4 separate regions of the Mus musculus genome follow, and regions 1, 2 and 4 are each linked to region 3. The links are chromatin loops, found by intact Hi-C in ENCODE. Cell type or tissue: heart. All regions are shown on one strand. Links, peaks and the distances in the headings refer to the core of each region. The heading gives the core; the rest is flanking DNA. Region 1 holds the start of Rack1 (receptor for activated C kinase 1). Region 2 holds the start of Trim41 (tripartite motif-containing 41). Region 3 holds the start of Zfp62 (zinc finger protein 62). Region 4 holds the start of Irgm1 (immunity-related GTPase family M member 1).

Region 1 (7,758 bases), core at 1,740-6,739, 400 kb before region 3:
AATTGAGAACCACTAGTGTAAATTCAAGCCCTGTAGACTTAGTATAGACTGAGACCCCATAGCCAGAACATGGCATTGGCATTCAAATGCTCTCAGTGGAAGGTCTAGCCAGAGCCTTACTAATGGTGCCCACAGCATCTGTGGATTAATGGATATGACACCCTCTCCTCCAGATCTCAGAATGGAGGCAGCAGGATCCCCTCAATATTTTTTTAAACGTTAGAGCTGTTATATCATGTCCAGCTGAGAAAATAAGGACCGTGACAGGCAAAGCAGATACAAAATCAAGGTCTAGAAAACATAAGTAATGAAAGGCACCTGCTGCTGGGCAGTGGCAGCCATGACTTTAATCCCAGCACTCAGGAAAGGCAAGAAGAGGGGGAGGAGGAGGAGGAGGAGGAAGAGGAAGGAGGAGAAAGAGGAAGGAGGAGGAGGGAAGAAGAGGAGGAGGAAGAGGGAGGAGGAGGGAGAGGGAGGAGGAGGAAGAGGGAGGAGGAGGAAGAAAAAAAAGAGAAGAGGGTTAGCTACTATAGGCCAAGAGTTTCATTGTTTAGATTTTATAAAGAATCAAAAGATCCCAAGCCTCTCTCTAGAATCAGCTGAGGCTTCAGGACAAAATTCAGTCTGACTCTTTAGCCACACTTTCCTCACTAGTGATCCTTGCCTATCTAGGGCTTCTCTGTCTCAAAGTTCTCAAAGCCAAGACTCTGCACCATGCTGACCACTCTATCTGGGAATTATTATTATTATTATTATTATTATTATTTTGCCATTTAGTAGTTAAGTCTGTGAGGGCGACCATGAAGATTAGAATCCTCTACAGGCCAAGCCCTCAACATGGTACTGAGAATACAAAATGTGGGCAGAAACAGAGCATGCCCATCCCCAGGACATTGATGAAGGAAGCCCTTAAGAGTCCAGTAAGTGTGCTTTGGGCTTGGGACCTGTGACTTCACGCATGGCCATTAGAGGGCCTAAGGAACCTGACCTTGATCTGTAGGTCACCAAGCACTTCCGGCAACCTCAGGTGAGAGCCAAGGAAATTTAGGTTTGTCTATGAGGATGGTAGGATATAGAGGGCTTTCTAGGCAGAAAAATGATCTGTAAAAAGCCTGTGTGGAAGAAAATGATGGGTGTGACCACATAGGGACCAAATGAAACCAGTCGCCAGGAATCTGCATAGCCAGGAGGAAGGTTTGGGCCATTATCTTGGTTTGTTTGGTTTTGGTTTTTTGTGGGCTTTTTGTTTTGATTTGTTTTGAGACAGGTTTCTTTTTGAGAGGTTTCGTTTTTTGAGGCAAGCTTCACCTCAAGAAGTCAGCAACATTACAAAACGATCGACCCACTAGGCTCCGTTGTCCTCCAGCGGCCATAATGGCCTGCACATATATTCTTTAGTTTCTGTGAAGGAACTGAAGGAAGACTAAGAATCTGGTCACCCACTTTTTCTCACACCCCTTTTCTCCATGTCCCATAGTTGGCATCACCATCTTGGCCAATATGGGTTCCAAAACAACCCCCAGACTCTCCCTGTAGGGCCCCCTGGAATGAGATGCTGCCAGAATCACATCTGAAAGCAAGGGACGGGAGCTGGAAGATTATGGAAAGATGAAGGCAGCTTCAGTCTCAAACTTCAGCCCCGTCTTGCAGGCCTAGGAAGGAGGGTGGCTCCTGAGCGGGAAGAGGCAGAATAACCTAAGTCATAAGCAGGGACTCTGTGGAAAACAGGGTCTATGTGGGCCAGGCTGCCTGCCACCGCCCCCCACCACACACACACACACACACACACACACACACACACACACACACACACACACCGCCATCAACCTACACCTGGGAGAAGGATCTACAGCAGTCCCATCTCAGGCATCCCAGGAGGTCTGGGAAGGGTTCATTTTAAACTCAGACTTCTGGTGCTATCTCAGAAATGTGCTGTTTCCTTGGGACACCCGAGGCAGAGATTACGAAAAATAGCAGATAGCAGGGCTTGGTGGAGCATGGCGATAATCTAAATACTAGGAAGGTAAAGGTCAGCCAGGGAGCTGCACAGTGAAACCCTGTCTCAGGGAAGAAATAAAGCAAAAGAGGGAGGTAAGGAAAACAGGGGTGGGGGGTTGGTGGGGGGGGGAGCAAGAAAGAAAGGAAGAAAGGCGTCTTAGGATGTAGCTCCCTGGCAGCGAGCTTATCTAGCAAGATAGAAACCCTAGATTCAATCCCCCAGACCGGAAGAAAAAAGAATGGCATCTTTTTTTCAAATGGAAAGTCAGTTTTCACTAAGGAAGCTGGTATGTGGGTGTAGTGGCTCACCTCTCTATGTAGCATAGCGTAGTACAGAGATAGCCAAGTGCTAGCGTGACCCACTTAATTTTAGTTAGAGCAGCAAACTAGCTTTAGGGTAAGAAAGGACAGGTGACTTCCAGAACCACCAGAGAAACACAAGAATGGCTTAAGGCTTGGAAAAATGAAAGACAGCCAGTTGGGTCTACCAAAGAGACAGATGATGTAAAACCTTGGGGTGCTAAGAAGGCATCCCTCTGGTTGTGAAAGAACACATCCAGGGTAGTACCCTGCATATTCCACCGAGACTACAACGGGTGAGTCTGCAACAGGCCGGCAGAGCAAGTGGTCTTAATTGAGAGACCCTGGTTTTTACATCTCTGAGCAACCACAGGGGGCTGCAACTTCACACAACATTCACCTAACATATACCTTCCTTTCCAAATGCCTTCCAGTGCACCTTGCTAAGGTCCCCTAATCCCAGCAAACTCTGGCAACTCTCACTGCTCGGCCTACGGATCCCAGCCAAAAGCCTTTGCAATGGAACTATTCCCCAGATACCCACAAGATATTGTGCTTTCACATCTGCCTATGGCTTCCCTCCAAACTTAACCTCACTGTCTTACCCCACCATGATAAGACGTAAACTACAAACAAAACAAAATGGCCATCCGGCTTCTTTCTTCCTTCGGTTCTTATCTGTGACCTAAGCTGGCTTGCCTGGAATTTACTAAATAGACTAGGTCAGCCGTGACATCAGTGATCTTCCTACTTCTGCCTCCTGAACACTCGGATCCCAAACCTCTGACACCATGCTTAGTCTCCTATATTCCTTTATTCTCCGCACTACCATATTTTATAAGTACTAATTTCAATCTCTTATCACAGATAAGAAACTAAACTCAGCTGGATGATGGTGGTGCATGTCTTTAGTCCCAGCGCTTGGGAGACAGAGGCAGGTGAACTCGGACTTCAGGGCCATCCTGGTCTAGAGGGCAAGTTCCAGAGCAGCTAAGGCTACACATTGTCTGGAAAAACAAAACACATAAGAAGAGGAGGAGGAGAAGTTAAATTCCATGCAATTTACGAATAGAAAAAAACAAGCCAGCATGGTCTACAGAGAGCCAGGGATACAAAGAGAAACACTGTCTCCAAAACAAAACAAAACCAAAAAAAAGAAAAAAAAAGAAAGAAAAACAAATACTTATACCTAGGGCTTGGTGTTTTAGGGCTATAATCTTAGTTACTTGGCAGGCTGAGGAAGGGAGATCATAAATTTAAGGCCAATTTGAGCTATGCACATCCTGAATCAAAACGAAACAAGGTTGAATGTGGTGATGAATTCCATCATCGAGGCCAGCCTGGTCTACAGAGTGAGTTTCAGGACAGCCAGGACTACACAGAGAAACCCTGTCTCGAAAAACAAAAAACAAACAAAAAAACGAACAAAAACTAAACAAGGCTGGGAGTTGGGTGGATTTAACTCTGTAAGGCACTCTTCCTAGCATGTGGGAGTTCAACCCATAGCACTAAAATAAATAATTAAATGTATCCTTTAGTTCACATAGACATTAGTGGTTGCTTACCTTCCTGACCTGTGTGTGCTCCTTAAAAAAAAAAAAAAAAAAAAAAAAAAAAAAAAAAAAGTGAAGCTGAACAAATCGGCTGTAGCCAAACACACATGGCAGGAGAGAAAATTCCTGACTTCAGCCAGTGCTCTGTGGCAATCACAAGCGCACTCACACACAAATACTTTAAAACATACAGTTAAAACTTTTTAAGGCCAGATCTGTGACATTTGGAAACACTACAAAATTTGAACACGTGTTGAGGTCATCGGGTTGCCAGGCTATCCGTGTTCCTCTGCTTCCCCGTCCGGGAACACTTCTTTCAGGGCAGCACAAGACAGACCAGCAGGCTTTTCTGGGGAATGATCAGAGGCACAGAAAGGGCTTCCAACAGAATCCCCAGAAATCTGAACCCAGCACTTCCTCCTTTATAGCCTCGCCGGGCGGCGGCTCGGTTTATAATTCCAGTACTTGGGAGACAGAAGCAGGTCGGTAGTTCAAAACCATCCTTGGCAACACAACCAGTTTAAGACTAGCCTTCGCTACATGAAATTTTGCCATAAAACAAACAAACAGGCCAGATTTGCTGGCACACGCCTCTAATTGCGACTTTAATTGTACTTCCGTAAGTCAAAGTTGGAGCCGGGGTCTCCAACCAAGGAACTGAACAGAAGCGGAAAGGGCGGAGCCGCGTCTCTGCCACGTAAGGGCGGAGAGGCCACTGTAGTTTGCTTGTGTGCCCTCAGCCCCACTTCTGCTTCCACGGCATGCTTTAATCTCCCGAGAAGCCTTTCTAAAACCCTGGCGCATCTGGCTTCAGAATGCATTTGTACAGCGCTGCCAAACTAGGTTGCGTGGCAGAAGAAACGACGATACTTGAGACCTACTCTCCCAGTTCCTCCCACTTCTCAGTGCAGCTATCTTTGAGCAGCAGTGAATCATGGGAATCCCCGCCTTGCTCTCCGAGTATTTCCGGTTCCGGCGGAGGCCGCTCTTTCTTTTTCTCCACAGGGTCGTGGTGGCAGCCGCTGTGGTGCTTGGCTCTCTGAGCTATCCGGTGCCATCCTTGTCGCTGCGGCGACCCTCGCATCAACTGCAGCCATGACCGAGCAGATGACCCTTCGCGGGACCCTTAAGGGCCACAATGGATGGGTAACACAGATCGCCACCACACCGCAGTTCCCGGACATGATCCTGTCTGCGTCTCGAGGTACGGGCTGCATGCCGGGTAAATCACCCGGTGTCCTGGGGACTGCATGAGAGTCTCGTGGTTAAGCAAGTGGCGCGCGTGTTGGCTCGGTTCATTCCCCAACCCAGTTGTTAGTTGGGGCGTGCATACCCCAACTTGGGCCCCAACCGGGACGACCCTTTACACATGAACGGAAACCGAGACACGTCGCGCAACTGTACTCACACCCCACCTCCCAAAGTTGGCGATTTTAAATCTCTCGCTTGCTTCCTGGAGATGTGTTTAAGTAGTTTTACGGGGCTACAAGACGGGCGGAGCAATGATGACCCCAACATGCCATCTGAGTGGCTTTGCTGAAATCCAGAGGCTGTTTCTGAGCTGTTGTCGCCTGGCCCTAAACTATAGACAGTGGGTAAACTTTGTAGATGCCTTGTTCCCCACATTTCCGGACTTGATTGTCCCGCCCTAGGTTTTCTTGTAACTAATGATTTTTTTTCTTTAATGATGTATCTTCATGTGTATTTCCTCCCTACCCACCCCAAAATTATGCTCATTTTCTCTCCTACCTAATACTAGGCTTATTATTGTCCGTTTCTGTGTAAGTTGGTTCGTGGCTAGGATTGTGTCTGATGCTACAATAACGGCTGCATTTATTTCAGTAACTCTCAGGCGGGAAAGGCTGTCTCTGCTCAGCCTACATACACCCAAGTGGTGCTTCTGCTGTTAATTAGTCTCGGGCCCGGACGATGACTAAGGTTAGGGTTAGTTTCCCAGACCCTGCATGGTAGCTTGCAGTCATCTGAAACTAGTTCCAGGAGACCTGACACGCACTTCTGAACACCATAGACACAGGTAGCACACATATGTATGTAGGGAGCCACTTTAAATAAAATACATTTTGAATGTGGAACTTAAGTCTCAATCCCAGGAAGTGTGGTGCCCATAGTCTCACATTACAGCTGAGATCTACAGCTCTTGATATTGTAGAGTAGTAAGCCTCTTTTATTTATAACTTGAAGTTTCTCTGTCCCGTTTACTGGCCCCAGTGACTTTAAGACTGTAAATGGTGCACAGTAAGTAGGCTTATACCAACCTTTACCAACCCTTTTAGACAAGACCATCATCATGTGGAAGCTGACCAGAGATGAGACCAACTATGGCATACCACAGCGTGCTCTGAGAGGTCACTCCCACTTCGTTAGTGATGTTGTTATCTCCTCTGATGGTCAGTTTGCCCTCTCGGGCTCCTGGGACGGAACGCTGCGCCTCTGGGATCTCACAACGCAAGTAGCTGCTTTGGAATCTTGGGGGGAAAGTGGGCAGAACTGAGGTAGATTCGCCGGGGTGCAGTCTCCCCTTGGTAATTGGTCCTTTTGTAGAGGGTAAAGCAACATTTGGGGGTGTTGTTTTAAACTGGGTACCTATGAAGTGTCTCATCTTGTACGTTGTCTTAGATGGGCATTTGGCAGATGTAATAGAGGATCCTAGTGATGACAAGACGACATTGTCAACCAATCCCCCACAAGGGAATGAGGACATGTCCTGCAATTCTGAATGGGTTCTCTGATACATGTCAGACATGACATAGGCTAGTAGTAGGTTCTAAGCCACGTGTGGACTGTGTGGGGTAATAGAGCCTACGGGGCAAGGATGAAGCTAGGAAAAGGCTCTAGCTGGATGGACAAAACCTGTCTAGAAAGTGACCAGGTTCTCCTTCTTAGGGGCACCACCACAAGGCGATTTGTCGGCCACACCAAGGATGTGTTGAGCGTGGCCTTCTCCTCTGACAACCGGCAGATTGTCTCTGGGTCCCGAGACAAGACCATAAAGTTATGGAATACTCTGGGTGTCTGCAAGTACACGGTCCAGGTAAAGGGATAAGGGTGGTAGGGACAGCATGTTCAGGGCTACCTCCCGCCCCCTGGGGACTTGGGTTGTTTCTGAGGTGGGTTCCTCACTAGGTAGTCCTGGTGGCCTGGAGTGATCTGACTCCTAGGTGTTGGGGTGAAGCTGTGTGCCACCGACTGCCTCTTTAGCTTTTCATTGTGTGTTGTTAGTCCTGTGACTGTCTGGGGTTGTTTTTTGTTATTTTTAAGCTAAGCATGCTGGCTTGTGACTGGCATGGGACTTACAGGCGTTGGAATTTTATTTAAGTACGCTGTAGCTGTCTTCAGACACTCCAGAAGAGGGCATCAGATTTTGTTAAAGGATGGTTGTGAGCCACCATGTAGTTGCTGGGATTTGAACTCAGGACCTCTGGAAAGAGTAGTCAGCGCTCTTAACAGCTGAGCCATCTCACCAGCCCCAGAATTTTTTATTTGTTTGAGAAGGGGTTTCTGTGTAGATCTGGCTGAGATGGGTGTGCTTTTAAACTGCTGGGGTTAAAAGGCTAGCTAGAGGTGGTACTTCCCCCTTTCATTCCATATTAGGTTGGGCCATGGAAACCCAAACCAGGGCATAAATTGGGCAGGGTCTTGGCACATACGCAGATACCCAGATATCTACTAAAACTGCCCTAAGGGTTAAATGATCTTAAGTCTCTCACCTACCTCCTAGAGATGTGTATTTAAGGGGCTACAAGCCAGGCCCAACAGTGATGACCACAACATGCCATCTGAGTTGCTTTGCTGAAATCCAGAGGCTGTTTCTGAGCTGTGCCTGGTCCTGTACTCTATGAGTAGTGGGTGAGCTCTGGGGGTCATCTTAGGATTCAAATGTCAGCGG
Region 2 (7,758 bases), core at 1,767-6,766, 390 kb before region 3:
GATTCTCTGCTATTTCCTTGGTCTGGGATTACCCTACTCCACTAGTCCAAGGTATTCTTCCTTTACAGCCCAGCTCCCAAGCATTATTCTGACTCTATGTACCCAACTTCCTCTGTGAGCCTAAGGAACTTAAAGAGATCTACTTCTTCCCAGAGCATGCACAGTTTACAAATGTGCCTTGCAGACATTACAGGGCCTTTCATTTCCTGAGGCAGGGTCTGTCTCACAGCCCTCGAGAGTCTGGAATGTAGCTGTAGCTAAGGAGGAGCTTGAACTTCTCAACTCCTACTTCCCTCCCTAGTGCTGGGATTGCCACTTTCCTTCGTTTCTATGCTCTGGCTGGCTGCTGTGTTTCCCATTCAATTACCCACTACGTGAAAACAAAAAGCGCTGTCTTCTTGTAGTTACAGTTCTAACAGCCGTCAGATACGTGAGCTTCCTATCCCAGGCATTTAGAGCCATGCCTTTCTCCTGCAGACAACAAATGCTGCCTTTTACTCTATCTTTTTAATGTCTTTTACATTTGACTTGTTCCTTCCTTTTCATTAGGGGAAGATGCAGGATGAGCCTTGAGCCTCGCTCCAAGCAGAACCAAAACTGCATCTCAGTAATTTGAGGCAAGCCATGCTTCATTTCCTCTTTTAAAATGGGAATAATGTCAACCTCACAGATAGCAAACTTAGCAAAATTTCTAACATGTGGCAAAAGATCAGTAAATGCTATCCAGCATTTGCTAACTACATTGTAAGCTGCCAGTGACATCCTGATAATGACCCATGAACTAAAAAGATAACTGACCCTGAGTACAAAAGGCAATTGTTACACAACTGGTTGTGGAAAGTATTACTGGAGTAATAAATCAGTCATTCCATAAAACAATATATACAAAATTATGCCTTTTGATATTATTGCTATTTCTCCACTAGTAGAATCAGTCATTTCTACTCCATCAATTCAGAATTTACAAAGCTTAAATTTACCACTTAATATTTGTCTAAGTTGACAGGAAATTACAAACATGAATCTAAATAGATTATTACAGGGTCTTGCTGTATTTTAGGCAGGATTTCACTATGCAGCCACGCTGACATAGAATTTGCTGTTTAGCTCAGGCTGACCTCAAACTCAGAAACCTGCCAGCTTCTGCCTCCAGAGTTCTATGATTAAAGCCCATGCTATCACTCCTGCCCTCCCTTTCCCCCTTTTTTCCTTTAGTACAAGTTCTCTGAGCTGGGAAGATAGTTCAGCTCTGAAGATAAGCTCCATCGTTCAACCCACAACGTGGAAGGAAGAATCAATTCCCAAAGTTGTCTGTTAACCTTTGCATGGGGTTTACACTCACACCTGCAAAGGCTTTGAGTTTGAGACTTGCTTGGTCTACATAGGGTGTTTTGGGACAGCAAGGGCTAGAGAGAGACCATGTCTCAAAGACTATAAACAGGCAAATAACTTTTTTTTTTTTTTGAGTGAGTCTCGTGTAATTCAGGAACTGAGTCTGGCCTCTATCTTGCTATGTAGTCAAGGATGCCCTTGAACTGATATTCCTGCTTCCACTTTCCCAAGCGTTCAGTTGAGGGGCTTGCTGTACCATGCCCATCTTAGGTTTTCTACAGATCCTCTCACTGATTCTGGACTTCTGCAATAAGGCCCACTGTAGTTTTAAAAACCTACTCTAGTAACGGACAATGAGCTGTGAAGCCTTAGTCTCTAAGCTGAGGTGATGATGATCACCTAAATGAAGTCACTGACTGAATCACAAACAACAAAGATCTGGGCCAGCAAACAGAGGCTCCACTCTCCTCCTAGTTCCTGACTCAAATCTGAAGATAGTTCTATCTGTGCTGGCTGTTTCATAGATAAACGTCCTTCACATATGTCCAAAGAATCAGGGAAATAAAGAGCCAGACAGTTAACCAAACGAAATTACATTCCAAGAACAGTCAGGTCAGAAAGGTCAAACTAAAATATCCAAGTAGGATGTAGGCCCCAAGAGGAGGATGGTCACATCAAAGTCTATCTCTAAAGCTGCACAACATATAAACCTCCAAGTTCAGAACATAAACCTGCTTCCCAATCAATAAAATGAGAATAGCAAACATCAAACTCACAGTGACTCTGAATTATAAACGATAATCTATAAAAGGTGGCCATATGCCTGTGGTAATGAAAGTTCAAAGACACTCTGAAACTTGAGCAAGACGTCTTGCCCTAAGAGCCTCTCTCTTTTCTGGTAAATACATGAGACTGGGTGCAGAGAGAAAGCAACGAAGCTCATAGCCTAGGATAAGTGTGGGACCCGCTGAGAGACAAGTGTTTGGAACCTGACACTAGTTATTTCTATGCTCCGGTTTCAGACCCTTCATTTGTTCTTTTAGGTCTCCATTCCTTCCCATCTGAAGTAGCTCTGTCATGGATAAGACTTAAGATTCACCCAGAAGAAAATAGGACTGGAGTGAAGCACTGCCTGTCTCTAAGCCACAGAGCCAGTTAGAGGATCCTTCTCATTTACCCACCTTGAAGTCAGTGCTTGGACGGGGAGAACCATTTTTCCAATGGCAAGGTCCTGCTGGGAGAACCGGCATCACGTCCATCCCCAGTCCCCGTTCTCTCCTCCCCATCCTGACTCCACTCTGCCGCCCCTGTGTTACTCACCTTGTACTCCTGCACTACCTCCTCCAATGGCACCACACTATGCTGTTTGTGGCTCCTGGATTCGCGGCACACCACACAGATGGCTTCTTCATCCACCTCACAGAACAGCTTCAGGGCTTCTTGATGTCTCGGACAGATGCCTTGTTCATTCACACGGCTCCCTCGCCCAGGAGTTGGGTGCATCTGACGGATCACCTGGACCATGTTGGCCAACTGCAGGTTGGGGCGGAAGCTCCGCCGAGGAAAACTTTTTCGACACTGGGGACAAGTGAAGCATCTCCGAGGGGCTGGAGGTGGCGGCAGTTGGGTGATCGGGTCTAGCTCCTCTTCCTCGTCTTCCTCCAGCACTTCCTCCTCCTCGTCCTCATCTTCCCCTCTCAGGTCCGCCACATCCCCCAAGTAATAGTCCAGTTCTTCCTCCTCCTCCTCCTCCTCCTCCTCCCACACATAGTCCATGTTGTCCCAGTTAGACCCACCTATACCACTACTCCAGAACACTTCCTCTTCCTCCTCGGCCTCCTCCTCCATGTCACCCTCATAATCTTCTTCCCGCATAGGGGTGTCCCAGCCCCCGCCAGCCCCGACAGCCTCCACTTCTTCCTCCTCTCCGACCTCCTCCTCCTCCTCCTCCCGATCCAACTCATCTCTGTCTTCCTCATCCTCCCCGCCCCACAACTGGGTTACACACACTCGGCAGAAGTTGTGCCCGCAGCCGATGGACACCGGGTCCGTGAAGTAATCGAGGCAGATGGCACACACCGCCTCCTCCTGAAGGGTCTGCACAGGGTTGGGTGTCATGGCAACGGCAGCCATCTTAGTGTCCAGTCAGCCAGGGTAGAAGTGCGGTGGGGGGAGCGGGGGGTGGGGCGGGGGGGTCTCCCTTTCCCGAAGCCCCGTCCCCACCCCGAGCCCAACCTCTCCGCACCTTGCCTGCGGCAAGGCCAAAGGAATGTCCTCCGACCAGCCCACCCCGCCACGCACAGTCCCCTACCCCCAGACGACCACCGTGTCTCACAGAGGGGAGGGGACAGAGGGGAGCCCCACCGACAAGCCGCTCAGGTGGACCTGAGTGCAAATCTGCCCCAACGCTCCCCTGGCCTGCTCATAAACCCCCGCCCCTCCTCACTTCCTGGCCCCGCCCCCCGGCTTCCGGCCTCCCTCCCAACGCTTCCGGCGTCTCCGCACTACCTGAACTCACGAGTTCCCGGCGAGGCACCGCCCCCTTCTCCCACGCCCCGCCCCAGGCTGCAGAGCGACCGGAAACGAGAAGGAGACGCTCTAGCTGACACTCGGGAACAGGACGGGAGGGCTAGGACGGCGGAGGCCCACGTCTCGGTGATGACTGGCCGCGAAGAACGCGTACGGAGCGGAAGGCGCCCCCATGCCCTGCCAGCGGGAACGGACAGCGGAGGGTGGCGAGGACGTTGAGCAGCGCCCTGTTCTCCGTGCTCCAACCGCAGCGGCCTAGCGCCATCCTACCGACCAGGCACGGACGATTGCAGAAGGGACTCCCAGGACCAGTGCCGGAAGCTGAGGGGCGGGCCCGCTCAGCGTCCTCATATTTCCGGCCCCTCTAGACCCGAAACTTGTTCGTTCGTTTGCGAGTCCGGGGGTCCCTCCGAGCGGGATTCTGGGCGGAGCCTGACGAAACCGGCTGGGACTGGAGCGAAAGGCTCCGCCCTCCCGCTGGACTGGGCGTTTTCTCGCCGGCTTTAGGAACTGCCACTTTGCTGGCGGACCACAGCGCTCCTGCAAGCCCAGCACTGTAGAGGCAGAGGCCGCGGAACTGTGGCAAGTTCCATGTTTATCAAACCTGGACTACAAAGTGAGACCCTGTCCCAGAAAACAACCACCAACCAGTCAAAGCAAGCCAGCAAAACAAAACCAAATCCTGCCAACCGGTCACTTGTCCCATCATTTATTATTAATATCCACATCCATATTAAATGCAACAGTGTTCAACTATATGACAGAGAATCTTTGGAATGAATTAAGTTTAAAAAGTGAAGGTGGCTGAACACTGGAGTATATATAGGAGGGCAAGCAACGTTAAGTGTATTCGGTACTCTGAATGGCTATATAAAGTATATAGTAATATAACGTAAATCATATAAAACAAATCAGAGTTGTTGCCTCACAGGATTTTGTGAGGATGTCGTCATGTAAAACGGTCAGAACGGTTTCTAGTATCTGGTAAAGAGGTTAAGGGCTAGCTACTCTACCATATTCTCGTCTATAGAAGAAAACAGAATTTCTCTAGGAAGGCTGGCCGGCCAGTAAAGACACTTTTCCGAAAACATAGTCCTTTGGGTTTTGAGACAAGTCTGTGTGTTCTCATTAAATAAACATATTTTTCAAGTGCTATGGGTTTACTCAAACTTTAGTACTTTATGTGGGCCGTGCATACCTTTCATGTCTTTTCATCCGAAATGGAAATTGTTTATGAGAGAATTCTATCCCTGTAGATCCAAAGCATTTCTCGTGCGGTTGTTTGGTTTTGGTTTTTTGCTTGTTTTGTTTGTGGGTCATAAATAACTGACGCACCATATCCTCTGAGCGCAGCCCAGATTTAGTTGGGTACCGTGACTCAGAGCACCTCCAACTGAACAAACCATGGAGCAAGTCTGGTTTTAAGAAGTGAACGTAAGTCTGTCCAGTTGTAGCTTTAAGTACTTCCCAGTTGCCTCCTAGAATGTGTAGTTTCCGTAGTGTAGTGGTTATCACGTTCGCCTCACACGCGAAAGGTCCCCGGTTCGAAACCGGGCGGAAACAACTTTTAGACTGCGTTTTTACCTCTCCAAGACAAGGGCACTTTTGGACGTCAGTGACATTTTCATAATACTGTAATAATTAAAACTGGTAAAGCACGAGGCTCTTAATCACAAGCAATGGGTTCTTAAAACTACATGGGATGAACGTCCTTTAGAAAGGACAACGATTTGAAGCACTTTTGTGACCAAAGCAAGATAGTGAGTGCTATGCTGTCTTCACTATTACAAAGATGGACAAAGACCACTAATTTGGAAAGCTGGAAGATAAGTAAGAAATGGGTACCATTTGGCAAATTCCAGGAGGCTGATCATCATTAGCCAGTTCACCACCTATTAGATATGCCCAGATATCAGGACTAGCTGTGCTGGTGGCCAGCCTATGGCTAATGAGCCTAGGACCCCAAGAGCCTGAAGGCCTATCTCTGTGAGCTTCCAAACCATCAGTTAGGTTTGGACTTGCAGTTCTAGTCAGGAAAGCTGTTCCGTGTGATGAGAACCTCAACTCTAGCTCATATTTCTTTCTTTTTTCTTTTTTAAATTATGTGTTGCAGGATATCTGCTCACACTGTGAATCCAGAGATTGTGTTGTTTACTGAAGGAAAAAAGAAAGAAAGAAAACTTTTTCTAGTTGTGGTGTGGCTCAGTCCCAACATACACCTTTAATCCCTCTGGATGGAATATAGACACACCCTTAGCACACATCTTTAATCCCAGACAACGGAGGGAGGTAAAGTTAGAGGGTAGAAGGAAGCAGCCATGTCTGAAAGTGATGTCTAATTGGGTGACAGATAAAGTGAAGAATCAGAAAGATTTGACAGAACAGGGTCTGCCCAGCACTCATGAGAAGAGAGAAGAGAGGCTACATGAGGGGCGAGAAACAGAATGACATGAGAACATGCTAGACACAATGAACCAGAGAAGGAGAAGGAGACAGAAGACTAGAACAGATTGCTAGAGTTAATTTGAGGCCAGGCAGAGCAATTCAGGAGAAGCTGAGAGAAGTCAGATTGAATCGGTCAGCTTGGAGAGGAGTTTGGGCCAGAACAGCTGAGTTGAACCAGCCCTCCTGAGATCAGAAAGAGCTGGGAAGGGTGAGCTTAGTCAGCAGTACGTCTCAGAGGCTGAAAACATTCTAGGCCTAGAAAACAGGCTAGAAGCTTCCAGAAATAGGCCTAGGTTAGCAGAAGGAGGCAGTAAGCCTCGGAGATGACAATGACATCAGGTGAATACAAGTTACATTTACAGCAGCTTATTTCTATCCATACACAAAGTAAGACCATAGTCATAGCAACCTTTCAGGAATGTGTGTTCTTAGGACCATGTGAGGAAATCTGCCTGTTTTACAAGTTCTGACTAATTCTTGTTATGGTCACCCTATTGGGTAATACATCCATTCCTGAACCCAGCTGCACCTTTGACACATTTTTGAAGGTTGATGTTATCCTTTGTCTAGTACGTGTAATCAGTAACTTGATGTCATTGTCAGATTTGTAGTGGCCTGGTTTGTCTGTAGGGAAGACCTAGACAACCAATAAGTAAAACTGGGGTCGTATCTACAAGACTAAGGAACAGACTGTGGGCTTATCTCACTTGACATTAATGGAGAACTTCCTGGAGTTGAAGATATTCACGTTAGAGCTTTTCAAAACAAAAGAATACTTCTAGATTTCCTTATGTGCGGTGGCAAAGTGGAGATTGCAATGTGTAGGGCAACATCTCAGCAAAGACAGACTTGTAAAAATAACATTTATTCTCCTGTCATAATTGTTTCCTAGGCTTGCTGCCTCTGCCTGCTAAGCTAGGCCTAGTCCTGGAAGCTTCCAGCCTCCATACAATCTAATCTAGGCCTGGAATGTTTTCAGTTTCTGAGGCTTACTGGCTGATTGTCAGACTTGCCTGACAGGAAATCACCCTTTCTTGTTCTTGCTCATCTCTGACTGGCTGATTCAACTCAGCTGTTCTGGTTCAAACTCCTCTCACAGCTGACTGAGTCAGTCTGGCTTTTTTCTTGGCCTCTGAATTGCCCTGCTTGGCCTAAACTAACTCTAGCAATCTTTTCTAACCTTCTGGCTCCTTCTCGTCCTCTGGCTCATTCTGTCTTTACCTGTGTCTAGCTTGTTCTCTCTTCAACCTGTCTCTGTAAAACTCTCCCAGTAAAACTTCCTCCTTTGTTTTTGGGATTAAAGGTGTGTGCTAAGGGGCTGAGCTACACCACACCTAAAAACAGTTTTGGTTTGGTTTGGTTTCAGTTTTTCCTTTTGGGTTGTGAAGAAGTGTTTGAGTACACCACCCTGCCCCAACAACTACAAATTTCCTAGCTATCCATGGGAGCTCA
Region 3 (7,758 bases), core at 1,248-6,247:
CTGTAGTTACGAGAGTCATTACAGATGAGAAGGGGGCACCTTTGAGTCTGAGTCATTCCTCTCAGTGGAATCCAGGAAACTTTGCATACGTTCAGTTGCACTTCTGCGTTCCCGGGAACACTGCAAAGTTTCTTCATATAGGTCGTGCAGGTGTATTGTTAGCTCCTATTTCATTTTCTGCTGGTTCCTATTATAAATGTACTTTTGCTTCATTTATTAGAATTATAGTTTATGCATAAGGAAACTATTGCTTTCTCTGTTAATTCTGAAAACACATACTTTACAGTGTTGTCTCATTGTTTATTCTGGTTTTCCAAGTTAATTCCCTTGAGCTCAATAAAAATAAAATCTTGTTATCTGAAAGTAGGATAATTATATGCTTGCTTTGCAGTGTTTATATTCTATGTTTTTTTTTTTCTTATCCAGCTGCAACAGGAAGTAATGATAGTAACTGGTAGGTAGTTATCTTCTGGCTCTCTCATTGCTTTCACTGTTTCCCCTGCCACACTCTCTAGTGCCCCAGTCCTTACTGTCCTTATTTTAGGACTTGTAAAAATGTCCTCTCTTTGTCCAAGATGCATACAGAAAAACTGTTGTACAGTATTGTTTATTATAGACCTAATTTAGTTTTTATACACTTAATTAGGAAGCACTTCATACATGAACAAGAGGAGAATGGCTAATGAGATTCTAATTCAACAGAACAACACAGAAAACAGCATTATGAGAAATCATAATGAATAACACTATATTTTAAATCACTAAAAAGTGCATAGGTAGCATGATTGCAACACTCTAAAAAAGAAAAAATCCATTCAACTGGTGGTAGAAAAAGGAAGGAAGTCTGTGTGTGGTAGCATACAGACAGGCAGATCTCTGTAAATTCAAGGCCAGCTTGATCTACATAGTGAGTTTGAGGCCAGCCAGAATTACAGAGTAAGAATTTGTTCAAAAAAAAAAAAAGTGTGTGGGATCTTATATAAATGGTGGTTATCACTAGGTAACTATTCTGTTTTTATTCTTTTTTTTTCTTAGCTTGGATATCCAGTGCCAATTTTACATTTATAATATATCTTAGTTCATACTAGCCATATTGCATGTGTTTATTAGCCACCAAATGTACATAGTAGCTATACAACAGGTAGACAGTCTTGGTAGCTGTTCCAAAGGACAAGTGCTAAAAAAAGGACTCTGTGTGTGTCTCTGTGTGTTTGTGTGTCCACGTGAATGTCTGTGTTTGTGTGTGTGTGTGTCTGTGTCTATGTGTCTGTCTGTGTCTATGTCTCTCTCTCTCTCTCTCTCTCTCTCTCTGTGTGTGTGTGTGTGTGTGTGTGTGTGTGTGTGTGAATACAAGGCCAAAAAAAAAATTGCCTGAATAACAAAAACCATGGTGGAAAATAAAAACATTGTCCACAATAAACGTTACCTAATCAAGATGATTTATTTAGGCTTTATGATCCTTTGCTATCCTTTACTAAATAAAAGTGTCCCAATCCAGATATAATTATTTTTATACTTAATTATCTAAAAGGAAAAACAAACAAACAAAAATCCAAAATCTTGGAATGTGAGCAGGCCAGCCTAATGTGATAGCCTTTAATTTAGACTATGGACTCTTCTAGAGGCCTCAAAGAAGTGCCCAAAGCTCTTCCCAGAGTTGTGCTATCCAGTAAGTGGGATCCTAGCACTCATGTGGCTATTTCAATGAAATGTAATTAGACACTTGGTCTTCAGTGGCACTGGTCACATTTGAAGCACTTGTAGCTGTGTCTCAGCTACTGTTTGGGTTGTAGAAGAATCCCCCAACAACCCCTAACTTGTCCATGTTCTTCTCCATAACTTGCTGCTTGCTGGCCTGACAAGGACCTAGGACCCTGCTCCATCTTGGGCTTCACTGTTTTCCTACTCTGCTGGACATTACCGCAGACTTTCCACTTGCCCTGACCACCTTAGAGATGCATAGACCTTAGTGCCCAAATGCAGTCGAGATACTACTACACTCAAATTGCCATTCCTTCTACATTTCCAAGTCATTAAGGTGAGTTAGGGCTTGCCTACAAAGATATAAAAAACAGGAGTAGACTGGTGCAGATTACAGGCTTTAAACTGGAGTTTTGTAGTTACGGGTGGGGGAGGGTGAGGGGGATTTTGTTAGAGGCAGAACGGGGAAGGTAGCTGTGATAGGTTATTTCTCTGCCACCACGGAAAGGAGCCAATTCAAGTTAGATTAGATTAAAGGCAGGTTTACGGAGAAGCTGCTCTCCTGTGGGCGAGTTCACTAGCTCCGAGGACTGAGGCCAGGAAAGTCCCCATGGGGGGGGGGGGGGTGCACTCAGATAAAGGAAGAGAAAAAGAGCAAGCAAGAGTGACCAAAACTTCTAGATTATATAGGGAGGAACCTCTGGGGGAAAGGGCAGCTCAGCCCCTGGGCTGGGAAGTTGAGATCAGGGTATGCCTGGTTGGGACAGATGCTGTTCCCAACATGGAGCCAGGTCTGCTTTGGTAAGTAAATATTCACCTCTGTCGCTTGTCCTCATTGGAAAACAAACACGAAGCTGCTGGTATCCGGGAGAGAGACAGTTACTTTTCTTCTGCAGTCTCCGAATAGCAGGCTTCCTGGAAATTTGAGCTTTGTTGAGGGTCTTGGCTTTGGGAGAGGAGGGTCTTTTAGAAATAAGGGGTATGGGACCCCCATATTCCGCTTTCTCCCAGGAGCCCAGCCCTCCCTCCTAAGACTCTCCCCAGCCTCGCTTGTTAACTATGAGCTCAGCTTCACAAGCAGGAAGTGAAGTATCTATTTTACCACACCACTTGATTATACCCGCCCCCAATGCACCCCGGAATTGCAATAAAAGTCCAAGACAACTAGAACCCCCTTCCTCTCCGGGCAGACCAGCCGGGATTAGGAGGCCAGCAGAGCACCCACAAACTGCGGGTCACGTGCGCGATCAGAGCCCGACCATCGAGTCAGTCCTCCAGCTTCCCAGAGCGGCCTCGGAAGTGCCCCTGCGGCTCGGGTCTTTCCGGCCAGGCAGTCCGCGCTTTTGTCCCGCCGGCGGCCGGGCTCCCGCGGTGCCGCCACAGCCAGTACGTGAGTCCCGGGCTGCCGACGCTCCCGCCTCTCCCCGGCCCGCCACGCCCTTCCCTTCTCTGCCCTCCGGTCCCGGGCGGGTCCTAGTGGGGGAGGGAGAGCGTGACTTTCCACACGCCCTGGGGAGCGTCCTCTAGGAGTGAAGGGGAAGGAAGAGCCCTGGTTCGGGCCCGGCGCGCGGGCAGGCTGCCATCGGAGCAGGCCCTGGGCCGAGGAAGGGCCAGAGTCCGCCCCGGTGTTCCTTGACTGTCATGGCCGTTTCGGGCTTAGAAAGAGGAGAATCCCGATTATTAGCGCCTAAAAATTTGCCCTGATTGCGGTTAAGTTTGTTTCTGAGACTTGGAGATGACCTGATTCGGTCACCTCTTCCCGTCATTTTGGTGGGGGAGAGGTGTTGAGAGACACTTGCGGCTCTGGAAGCAGACCGTTCTCCACTTCCTGGCCCTCTCCTAGGAGAAACTCATCTGTAGAGCAGTGGGTGCAACCGGAGGCCGCCATCTGCCCTACCCCACCCCCACCCCACCGCAAACTGAGAAAGTGTTGGCCTAGGGAAAAGCCAGCGAAGGCACTTGAACCCAAGTGATCGCTTGGGGAAGTCCTGGGGCAGCGGTGTGAAAGAAAGAAAGGTCAGGTGGAGAGAGCCGCGGCTAGTGTGTTATCTTAAGATGGTTAGTCTAGATGGCCAAGACCGTTTGTGTACGCCTGAAGCTTTTGTCTGTCTGGGGTGTGTGTGTGTGTGTGTGTGTGTGTGTGCGCTTTTGTCTGGGGTGTGTGTGTGTGTGTGTGTGTGTGTGTGTGTTTGAATACGTAATGCTCACGTGTCCAAGGCATTAAAATACAAAGATTTTTAAAAAACAAAAATTTAATGCAAAATATGAAAACAAGATTTTCTTTTACTGTTCTCAAAGGTTGTTCTGGGCCCTACCTTAAAAGGTAAACACTTTTGTTAAGATGTTGAGTAGACTTTAAGGACTTCTTCATTTAAATACTAGCAAATATATAAGTCGTTCCTCTTTTATTCAGACAGGTGGTAGCATAATAAGTCCTGCTTCTCTGTTTCTTTTACTGAATCTGTTTTACAGAACTCATACGGAAACGGGTGGGTTGTTTGTTTTACAAACATGTAGCAGATTGGCCATTTTAAAGGATGCTTTAGATAAATCTCTAGACTGCAGTTGATAATCTTTGAGTTGTTTCTAGTGTTTTTTGCCAAATGGTATTATGTGGAATGATTCTGTATTAGGATAAGGATTTTGAAATTAAGAGGGACTGAGGTTAATAAGGTATTTTTTGTTGTTTTGCATTCAGTTAAATGGGCTACACTAATTGCTTCAAGCTAATCTCTGAGTGGGCCCTTAGCTTCAGAAAAATCTCTCCACTGCCCTTCATGCTCTCTTGCTTCCCTTATTGCTGGAGTATCTAAAAGTATCTCTTTCACTACTATGAGAATATTTCATTATAAAAATCCCTCCTGTCCTTATTCCTAATTTTTAAATAATAGAAACAAATCTTGTTAACCATTTGCATATGCTTCTCATAAATTAAATGCAAAAAATGACCAAAGCACATATCGTCCTCTTTTCAGCATATCACTTAGACTCCATCCTCCATCCGCACGTTCTTCCACTGAGTGCTCTTGAGTTGCCTCTTTCATCCTCTCGTCACCAAATATGGCACCTAAGAGCTTAAGTTACAGAAGCCCTGTACCACACTTGACATATAGGATACTCCCTTATGGGAAACAGTTGAAATCTGGAAATTCAAAGTAGCTGCAGGTATATCACACCTGTTTCTTCTTGCAGCCCCACTGTAGGCGTCACTTCCCACTAAACCAAGAGTGCTCTCTTGTGAGTTGACTCAGCTTTTGAGAACTAACTCCTCGCTGTCCAGAACAGGTAGTAAAGTGAAGGTTCTTGATATCTGCTTGCACTTTTGTAGAACCTAGCAGTAGAATGTGAAAAAGTACAGAAATTGCCAGAAATGTGAGTCTTAAGTAATTTATGAGGGATAGAGACTTTCTCATGGTTGGCTTTTTCACTGATGTTACCACAGATGTTTTCACAGATGGTTAAGGTCATTCTGTCTATCAGAAACTGGCTCAAGAGATTTCCCATCTAGTTTTGAGAAATTAAAACCTTTTTGTTCTGTGTTATGGGGGACAACACATGATGGCCACCACATCCATTTTATTGATTGTACTATAACTTCATCTTGCAACTCTAGTTCTTGGTTCTCTTATCCCTTCTTAGTCTGTTCTCCAACTGATTAGTAGTGGTGGTGGCAGCAGTGCTGTCTTTAGTCCCAGGAGGTAGAGGCAGGTGGAGCTCTGTGAGTCAAGGCCAGCCAGTGCTATATAGTGACGTTTCATTCATATATATATATATATATATGAATAATATATATATATATTAAGCAAAGTAGAGGTAGTACAGTGAATTGTATGCCCAGAGTTTCAGGATTCTGATATATTTATTTATTCTTGGTTGAAGCATTTTAAAGCAAATTTCTGACACCGTTTGTTTTACTCTATTTTAGTTGTCATTAAAAGTATATATACTCCTAACATCTATAGTACCATTACATAACAGCCTATTTTAGCTTTGATTTTTTTTTTTTTTTTTTGATATTATCTAGCAGCAAGTAGGCAGACTACTGGGTCATTTGTCTACAATAAGCTAAGAAGGACTTATAGCTTATACCCTTTGTTTTATTTTGTTTTTTGTTTTTCGAGACAGGGTTTCTCTGTGTAGCCCTGGCTGTCCTGGAACTCACTTTGTAGACCAAGCTGGCCTGGAACTCAGAAATCCGCCTGCCTCTGCCTCCCACGTGTTGGGATTAAAGATGTGTGCCACCACTGCCCATCAGCTTATACCCTTTTAATGGTATGTTCATGAGAATGGCAGTATATCTTATTACACATTCTCAGTTGCCTTATATGCTAAGCTAACAGCATTTATGCTACTGATGCCCGTGTTTTTGATTGAGTGAACTATTGGAAGAGCCAAATAGCCTGTACTTAAACAAGGAGTTAAGGAAACTTTGGCTTCTGACTAGATTGTGAAGGCAAATAAAGTGTTTGTGGTTCATGCAGTTGAGGCCAGTTACTAGCCAATCATACATTCCCCAAGGAAATGAAGTGACTAAGGATAATGAAAATAATTCAGTCTGTCAAGTAATTGATGGTGAGTTTGAATACATGGCTTTTTGTCAAAAGGATCAGAGTTCAGATTCCCATGTGAAAAGTTTAGAGTTGTAACACCATATACCTGAAATCCTAGCAGTCGGGAGGAGAGAAATCCTGCAAACTGGGTAATTTACAACAAACAAAAACCGTACTGCTCATAGTTCTGGAGCCTGAGATGTCCCAGGTTAAAGTGCTGGCATGTCCTCAGACCTTCTTGCTTTGTTTTTGTTTTCACGTGGTAGAAGGCAGCATACAACAGAAAAGCAGAGAGAACCTTAGTAAGACTTCTTTATGAGGAGCCCAGGCCCACAATAATGGCATCAATACACTGTAACATAAAGACAGTGCCTCCATGGCCTTGTTATCTCCTGCCAGGAACAGTATCACACTTTTGTAATCCCAGATAATTGACAGGCTAAACCTGGTATCTCTGAGTCTGGGACTTCAAGTTCAAGGCCAACCCCAGTAACATTGTGAGACTTGTCTCAAAGACAAAACAAAAATATTTTAAGAAAACACCTGCTTTATATTATATTGGCAATTAATTAAGCATGAATTTTGTTTTAATAAGGTGTTAAACTATATGAGAAAATGATCAAGTATGCATTTTATTCTTAACAGCTCTTAGAGGAAGAATTGGATGGGGATAAGAATGAAGGCAGAAAGATTCTAGAGGGCAGGAGTCAAGGCCTAGAAGTTGATGTTTATACTATAAAATCAGCCTTAAAGGATGCTTTGCATGCAAATGAGAGAAGAAGACAGAACAATGGGGTGGATAATAGGATCTATCTGTATTTGGATAAAAGGTTTTGAACCAAAGATACATTTCTAACAGACAGCTTCTAGGAGTGATAGAGGTCATATATAGACAGAGCTGTCTGTCCAGAGGGGAGTAGTTCTGCAGAGTCAAGAGGAAAGATTAAATGAGGGGAGCAGGCACATCTGAACACCAGCAGCTCTGGGAAGGAAGCACCTTATCTAGAAAAAGTGAGTACAGTGTGCTCTGAGGTAAAGAAATCCACTTGAGTAGATGAGGCTTAAAGGGAGATGAGCCACTAAACAAACAGGATGGTGAAGGTAATACACAAGGGAAGCGGAGTGGATGGAGTTCTAAATGGTTTTTCTTTCTTTTTTTTTTGATATTTTAAAAGCTTTATATTTGAAAATAATAAATGTACAGAAAAATTCTAAGAATAACAACAGCAAAAGAAGGGGGATAGAGAGATGGCTCACCTGTTAAGAGCACTGGTTCTTCAGAGGACCAGGATTCAGTTCCCAGCACCTGAAAGGTGGCTCACAGTAGTCTTTATCTTCCTTTCTAAGGTATCCAACTCCTGGCTTCTTCAGTCACCAGCCACACATACATATAAGCAAACATTCATATACATTAAAATAAATTTTAAAAATAGTGAAAGAAACTTTTATTCATATTCACCCGTTCTTAATATTTTATTTAATTTTGTCCTCTTGCGTTCATAAGCAT
Region 4 (7,758 bases), core at 1,583-6,582, 330 kb before region 3:
CCTCCAGGCTGGTGGTTTAGATATATCTGAACAGCAAAGATACAGCAGGGCTGTGTGGTACTAGACAGTCAAAGTGAGGCTCTGCTGTGGACACTGCCTGAGCAAAAGAAACCAGACCCCAAGGTCACATGACCTGTTTTCACGGTTTTACCGTTCATATTATATTGGGGGATTCATATTAGATTGGGGGTGGCCAAGCTACATTTAAGAGACTTTTACTTACCTGATCCAGAGGAGTTATTATGTGTGATTCGATGTTAGTGGCCTTCCTGGAACGTCACCCCTTTCTTCCTAGGACAAAAACGTTGCTGTCCTCCGGCAGAAGTTCCCTATGTAGAGATCCAAAACTGGAATATAGACCCGGATGTTGAGAGATGAGATGCAGAGGTCTGGAGTCCTTCTGAGAGGAGACGAACCAAGAGGAGGTCTGATCGCGTGGATTTTCTTTCAGCTTCTGGTCTTCGAGCAGACCTTGCTTTTTGTCCTGCACTTTCTAGACCGGAGATATGCCTGCCTGGGCCCAGCGGGGGAGCGGGGGGGGGACGGACTCGAATTGAGAATCAGTTTCGGTTTCTATTTCTTGAAACAGGCTAGTTTTCAGGATTAGGCTGGGCGGGCTGCATAGTAGTCTTCAAAGAGGAGCAGAACCCTGCTGTGCTGACTCACCGTCAACAGGGGTCGGGATGAGGGATTGGAGGTGGTGGTGGAAGTGGAGGGTGGGGGCGTTGGGGTTGGAGTTGTGTCTGTTTAGGGACTTTAACAGCCAGCCCCGCGTCAGACCTTCCAGTGTCTGAACCTGCTACTTCTTTCCGTGGATACCACCTGTGGAGATGCTGGCCCTGGGCAATGCTAACCTCCAGACCCAGCAACCTCAGGCCACCCCGAGCTTGGAGGCTGCACTGAGACCTTGTTCTGTATGATCGTTTACCCCGTTTGCCGGCTCACTTGATTAATCACACCTCTCTATATAAAGGAGAATGTCAGAGCACCAGGGAGTCGAGAATCGGGTTCTTGTCCTCGTTAGTGTTTGAGAGGGAAGAGGGTATGAGCTGAGAGGGGACATACTTCATTTTCCTCAGATCTAGGAGGTAGATTATTAGAGAGTAAACGCAGGGGCTGGACGCTTTGACCATGGCATAGAAGCACTGACCCCTGTGTAACGTTTTCATGAAGAAAAACAGAATTTTTTTTTTTTAAAGCAACCGGCCACGGTCACAGTGACAGAGGGGGCAGCGAAGAGGAGCCAAGTAGCTTTCAGAGTGTCGGGCGGCTGTTATTCTCTCTGCTGCTCTTCTGTACCTACCGGTGAGTTCTTACTGCACAGCAAAGAGGGGCAGAGCTGAGCCTGTTCCATAGTCACTGCGAGAGGGAGACAGATTGGGCCAGGAGGAATGAGGCGGCTCCTCACACAGGCACTAACCAGTGTTCCAAACTCTACTTCTGCCCATTACAGGCTCAGTATTGCCCAGAGGTTTGGGCAATGTGATCCTCTGGTCACAAGGAGCCCTTTGTCACCCCTCCAAGTGACCAGTAATGTGATCCTCTACCGGCGCTGGTGGCTTTCTCTTTCTCCTTACCGGAAAAGACTGAGTTGCTGAGAAGAGGAACAAGTGTGAGCTGTTGTTTAATGAACTGGAGGCCTTGAGTGATAGCCAGGATCTGTCCTTGTTTGATTCCTCTAAGCCCTCAGCTTCTCCTCAAAGCCTGAGGAGAAAGCAGGCTAGTTTCAATGTCTGTCTTTGAGAGACTGGACAATCTGTATGTCCTGCTTTCTTTATGTGATTTCTATAAGAACAAACAGGAACAGGTCTGAGCACAGTACAGGAAGGCCAGGAAGAGAGTTTCTGGAACCTTCTGTCTCAGTGAGCCAGCATTTCAACTCAGCACTTTGTGTTTCCCCAGGGCCAGGGTCTCCCTTGAGCTCAGAGTTAGTTCTCTCAGGCTCTTGCTCCTGCGGAGGAACTGAGGCTGGGCACAGCAGGGTTTGTTATAACTGGGTGTCAGGTAAAGATTCCTCAGGGCAGGATGCTGTGTGTACACAGTCAATAATCAGAACACAGGCGGTCTGTCCTTAAAAATGTCACTGGCCGAGAATCTTTGGCTTCCCTAACCTACTCTCTGTGTAGACCAGGCTGGCCTTGAACTTACGGAGTTTACCTGCATCTGCTTCCTGAGTGCTGGAGCTAAAAGCATGAACTATCAAGACGAGCAAAGGCTGAGTTAATCAAGATCCTGTCTTAGTACCAGGTTCTTACTCTGGTTAATCATTCATTCACTGTAGAAAGGAAAGGAAGAGTCAACAGTTACAAAAGCACAGTATAGGCATTTCTCTGTTTACTTTTCTCTGACACCGAAGTGTGGGGACTTGCCTTTTCACCCTGTTGTTCAGCAGGGAGACCCTGGTACAGTTCATTAATCGCCACACCATGTTAGTTACTCCTTACAGAAAGATTCATGGAGATTCACTCTTGGGAACCAAGGTCTTGGACATAGCTGGTGACCTGTCAATCACGATCTCACACCTATCCTGCATAATAAGGCATATACATGTACATACAGACACTCATAAATCTACACACACACACACACACACACACACACACACACACACTTGAGGTCACCGAGCCTACAGAGTCTTGTACTCACTACTGTGCTAGGATAATGAAATCATCTGCTACTTTCTTTGTGACTGAAAAAAAGAGCCCCAGTATTTCTGTCAGGGGTAGTGTAGGTGTCTTAGCTTCAAGCGCAGCACTTGGCTTCTCATGGGCCTTGTTCCTATCTGTGACTCCAACTCACACAGGAAAGGCTTGTCGGCTGCAGCACAGAGGACTCTGACTGAAAGGGCTTTCCTGGTCTCCTGCTCCCACAGGGACAGAGATAGGGCTTCATACGGCTCCTCTCCTCCTCCTCCTCTCACAAAGCACCCACAGAGGCGACTTATCTCCTCCAGCTGTCACAGAGACACACCTCAGTTCTTCAGTATCTGGAATTGCACTTTGACTCGTACAAGGAAACCAAGTAGCTGACAGTTGGGGCTCGGCAAGGATTTTATCCTTTCTGCAGCTGCCCTCTCCAGGCTGTGGCCTGCTATTGGATCCTGGACATGGGAAGTCTTTGCTGCAAAATATATGAGGTATCTCAGCACTCTGACCTCACTCGGAGGAGGTGGTTTCTCTCAGTACTTCATGGCATAATTCGATTGAGGTGAAGCAGTCTTTCTTTATCTTCTTTTAAAAATCACGTGTGTGTGCATGTGTGTGCATGCGTGTGCATGAGTGTGCACATCTTCACAGATTATTTTGCATATGCAGACTAATTGCCTCTCCTTTCTCTGAAGGCATAGAAAGTGGGATATTTTCTCATGTAATATTTTGGTTTTCTAATATTGGACTCACTCTGCCCTGGCTCACATATTTCAGATTAAAAACATTTCTCTCTCAAGGAGCATTAATCTTCTCTAGGGATGAGACTCCTGATGGATTATGGGTTATTATGTAGTCTCAAGTGAAAATGATCAACCCTAAACACTTACTCCTACAAGGAGCACTAAATGGACTCACAGGGTTTTGAGGGTGTGTGTGTGTAACAATACAAATTAAAGAAGAAGAGGAATTTGAGCAGAAGTGGAGGATGTGGGAGAGATTGGAGGGAGAAAGGCAGGTAAGGAAATGGTGTGAATGGAGACTCATGTATGGAAGTCTCAAAAAATTTGACAAAAGAATACATGTGGAAAAAAAACTCTTTCCTAAGCAGCCGCTAGGTGTCACCCTGGTTCCCTTTTCCATTTCCTCTCGCACTACTAGAGCTGCGTAGATAGAGATGGTGATAGAGAAGGCTTCAGTCGTGTGTCTTTTCTGGAGAGTCATCTCTTCACCCCAGATAGAGCAAAGACATTTCCTCCAAGTCTGCCTTAGTCAACCAATAAACAGTTTGGGGTTCTTTGTAGAAGCTTGGGTGATTGAGGGCAGTGACCTCACTGATAAGCCCACCCCAACCTCACCAGGACTCAGGAACACAGCATCCTTGGAAGCTCCTGCACTGGTTGCAGCAGGCACTCCAGAAGGATGGCTCCTCTCTCCCAGCAAGGGTTTACTGCTTGTCTAAGCGTGGGGAAGGGAGTTGTGAGTCTGAGCCTTTGAGCTCAAGGTTCTTGAAGTTTCCTTAGGTTCTTGGGTTTTATAAGCCTCCGTCCTGAAGTGAAGGTACACCATCTTAAGCTGTTCTCTGTCTCTTTCTGTCTCTGTGTCTCTACCTCTCTCTGTCTCTTGTCAGCCATGAGCTGAACAGTCTCCTAAACCACATGCCCCCAAATCCACGAAGCTCTCCCTAAAAGCACGAGCCAAGTGGCCAAGGACTGAACCAACTCTAGCCTTTTCAAACCATGAGTCAAAAATAATTCTTTCTTCCTTAAGTTGTTTCTTTCAGGTATTGTAACCAGCACAAGTTTTACCATGGCTTTGTCATTTTCTCTTATCAAGTCAGGACTTCTGAACTAATTATGGTGACCAAATACAATCTGGTCACTCAAAAATGGTCACTCTTTGATTGAAAACAATCTATTCCCTTTTAAAAAAGATTTATTTATTTTATGTATTAGTACACTGTAGCTGTCTTCAGACCAAAAGAGGGCCTGGGACCCCATTACAGATGGTTGTGAGCCACCATGTGGTTGCTGGGATTTGAACTCAGGACCTCTGGAGGAGCAGTCAGTGCTCTTAACCACTGAGCCATCTCTCCAGCCCTGAAAGAGAATCTGTTCCTGGTACTGGAGGCTTCATTTGGTGACGTGAGAGATCTAGTTAGGGTTCTGCCTCCCCCATTATATGGCTATTTCATTTAGATCACCTTCATGTGTGTGTGTGTGTGTGTGTGTGTGTGTGTGTGTGTGTGTATTTTAGGAAGCATCTACTGGACTAGGTTTCCATACTACCCCTCAAATGACCCTTGGTTTTGATTGTCTCTCCCAGTATTCCTTCCTTGTTTCTCTCTTCCCTCTTCTTCTCCACTTTATTCTCCAATTCCAATCCAAAAAATATTTTAAGTTGATTTATTATTTCACATACATATATACACATTTATTCATATTCATGCATACACACACATGTGTACGTACACACACACACACACACACACACACACACACACACACACACACACAATGTATTGTAATCATATTCCCCCATTTTCCTTTCTTATCCCCTTTCCTTTCCCAGTAAACTCCTTCTTTTATGTAAGTCCCCCTTCTACTTTCATGGTTTTTATTTGTGGTTCACTCCATTTTTAAAAAGGCTGTTTGCATAGGTGGAAGCTGCTTGTTTGAGCAAGAACAGCATACCAGGGGTTACACCCCCGAGGACATGACTTCTCCTCCTCCAGCAACTATGACACTGCTGCAGCTCCTGAGGAGGACCGGGACCTTGTAAGGGACCTGGGATGAGGACTGGGACCTTGTAAGCCTCCCCATCTCTGATGGGATGTCGAAGCTCCCAGTCTGGTGCACATCTCGTGCAGGTAGCTATGACTGCTGTGGGTTCTTAGTTACAAAAGCTATGCCATGTTCAGAAGGCAGTGTTTCATATCATTCCTCCCTGTACATAAATGAGAATACAGTATGCAGAGGCCAGAAGAGGGTGATGGATTCTCCCAGAGCTGGAGTTACAGGCAGGTGTGAGCTGTCTGATGTGTTAGGTACTGAACTTGTGTCCTCTGGAAGAGCAGCACTTGTTCTTAACTGCAGAGCCATCTATCTAGCCCTTACTGGTCAAAATTTTAATGAGCACTTCTCTCTTATTAGAAAAAAAGGTAAAATGATTTTATTTTATTTAACATGGTAGTCAATGTGGTACAAACTAGGTTGAAATTTATTTTTCACTCTGTTCACATTCTTTTAACAAGTCATCATGTTTGCTTCCCTCTGGGTGTAATCTATGATCAAACTCACCATTTCCAATTAAATCTGTGTGTCTGAGCAATTTCTGTTTAAAGCCAATACAGTGCCACCTGTTGACTGTCAATTGTTCAGCACCCCATCTAGTGTTTTCTACAAGAGAATAGGAACAGTAGAGTTTGTGGGTTTGAATGTTATTTTTAAAGGTTTATTTATTTATTTATTTATTTATTTATTTATTTAATGTAGGTGAGTACACTGTCACTGTCTTCAGACACACCAGAAGAGGGCATCGGATCCCCATTACAGATGGTTGTAAGTCACCATATGGTTCCTCTTAACTGCTGAGCCATCTCTCCAGCCCGAATGTTAGATTTTTATCTGTGATCCATAACCAAGATCTTACACACTTGTGCCTATCTCCAATGACTAATGGGCACACAACATATCTGAGCACCAACAAGGTCAACATCAATATGCTACAGACTCTGGAGAATTATCTCAGATGACACAGGTTGGAAAGTGGACACCCTATGCAGTTTGACCTTCCTGAGACATCCTTCATGGAATGTGGGCCCAACATAGATACTAAATTCAGTAAGAGAGAGAATTAACTAAACCAATTTCGCCCAACTAAGAAGAAAACCTAAGGCTTGTAGCCTATAGTATTTTTAGCAATACCAGACTGCCATGCATTTAACAGCGCATATGTCTATGAGTTTGCTCCACCTATTTACCCATGCATACCCCCTCCTTGAAGCTCTTAGAGCTCAAGGTAGGAGATAAGAGTGGGGAGACCTTTCAAGAGCTCCACATACTAAGGCACAACAGACGATTTTAGGGGAAGGAGGCAGGGAGGCCCGCATACTGATAACTGGGGTTGCATGACGGTGGAAGGGGATGTGTGTTCTAGGATGTGGAAGTGACTCGATTCTGTGAGCAGCATACCTTATAGTCTTATGAGCCATAGCAACAACAAGAAATCCATTTCACACAGGAAAGATCCAAATGAACACACCTGGGAAAAAGAATTCACCACTCAACCATGCACTCTGGCCTATTCTTCCATGTTCCATTGAGTTGCATTAAAGATATTCTATTCCAGATGGATAACTTAGGCTATTTATGGGCTGGAGAAATGGCTCAATGGTTAAGAGCACTTGCTGCTATTCCAGATAACCAGCGTTTAGTTCCTAGCACCTGTATCAAGTGGGTTATAGCTCCCTGTAACTCCAGGTCTGGGGAACTCAAAGCCCCCTGGAATCCTCAGACACTTGCATGTATATGATGTATACATACATATACATAAATAAAAACAATAAATAAATCTTTCAAAAGTCCCTTTATATTTCACCAAATAAAATTAGTAGCTTATGTAATATAGTGACTAATATTCCCTGGAGCATTTCCTGTGTGTCGTTCCATGTAGTCATGCCTTGCTGATCTTGACAGAGTCCCCATCAAAGGAACTTAGTGCTATGGGAACCAGCCTGGTAGTTATGAATTTAAAAATTTGGTGGCTTTTTGTGAACATAGACGCTAGTATAGACCAAATTCTTGGTTTTAGACCCCATTTGTCCAGCAGGAGGAAAGAATGAGCTAAAACTAGTGTATTGATTTTTTTTTAATCCAGAAAGATTTGATATGCTTCCTCATGATCAACAATGTCAGTGGCACACAAGGCATGTGTTGGGAAGTTGGTAAAAAGGGAATTTGAAAAGCTTCCACTGTGTTACCACAATGCTCAAAAGACTGACTTTATGTCTGCCTGTGGAGTTGACTTCTCAATGCAGATAAAATACTCAAGCTGAGTCAAAGCGGAACGTCAAACAGACAACACCATATTTCAGTCCCATCCTGAGATTCCT

Evidence for each region. Peaks named below come from ENCODE experiments on the same cell type or tissue, not always from the same donor. Only the 100,000 strongest peaks of a DNase experiment are listed, where the experiment ranks them.
Region 1: a loop joins it to region 3, with 6 times the contacts of the local background. A loop is called at or near these places in 14 of 42 quality-filtered maps.
Region 2: a loop joins it to region 3, with 3 times the contacts of the local background. A loop is called at or near these places in 12 of 42 quality-filtered maps.
Region 4: it touches region 3 in a loop (3.0-fold over the local background); 6 of 42 quality-filtered maps call a loop at or near these places.

The regions. Positions count from the first base shown.
Region 1 is chr11:48,795,518-48,803,275 of GRCm38, forward strand. It overlaps Rack1 (receptor for activated C kinase 1), which reads left to right and starts at 4,843. Exons shown (of 8, transcript NM_008143.3): 1 at 4,843-5,055; 2 at 6,146-6,317; 3 at 6,756-6,903. The coding sequence starts at 4,947. Gm36109 (predicted gene, 36109) reads right to left here and starts at 3,886. Exons shown (of 2, transcript NR_166852.1): 1 at 3,864-3,886. Snord96a (small nucleolar RNA, C/D box 96A) reads left to right here and starts at 6,516; the gene lies at 6,516-6,592. LOC115485831 (a small nucleolar RNA gene) reads left to right here and starts at 5,348; the gene lies at 5,348-5,415. It also overlaps Snord95. In heart, for the core only: no CTCF peak of the experiment used is centred there; DNase peaks (open chromatin) are centred at 4,544 and 4,804; H3K4me3 peaks cover 4,064 bases; H3K27ac peaks cover 4,259 bases.
Region 2 is chr11:48,813,191-48,820,948 of GRCm38, forward strand. Trim41 (tripartite motif-containing 41) reads right to left here and starts at 4,201. Exons shown (of 6, transcript NM_145377.2): 1 at 2,653-4,201. The coding sequence starts at 3,465. n-TVcac7 (a tRNA gene) reads left to right here and starts at 5,352; the gene lies at 5,352-5,424. In heart, for the core only: no CTCF peak of the experiment used is centred there; DNase peaks (open chromatin) are centred at 3,371, 3,871, 4,261, 5,361 and 1 weaker place; H3K4me3 peaks cover 3,086 bases; H3K27ac peaks cover 2,114 bases.
Region 3 is chr11:49,200,452-49,208,209 of GRCm38, forward strand. Zfp62 (zinc finger protein 62) reads left to right here and starts at 2,841. Exons shown (of 4, transcript NM_009562.3): 1 at 2,841-3,087. In heart, for the core only: a CTCF peak has its summit at 3,168; DNase peaks (open chromatin) are centred at 2,450 and 3,150; H3K4me3 peaks cover 3,506 bases; H3K27ac peaks cover 2,756 bases.
Region 4 is chr11:48,870,871-48,878,628 of GRCm38, forward strand. It overlaps Irgm1 (immunity-related GTPase family M member 1), which reads right to left and starts at 550. Exons shown (of 3, transcript NM_008326.2): 1 at 224-550. In heart, for the core only: CTCF peaks have their summits at 3,754 (motif pointing right), 6,035 (motif pointing left) and 6,236; a DNase peak (open chromatin) is centred at 1,991; H3K4me3 peaks cover 110 bases; H3K27ac peaks cover 1,056 bases.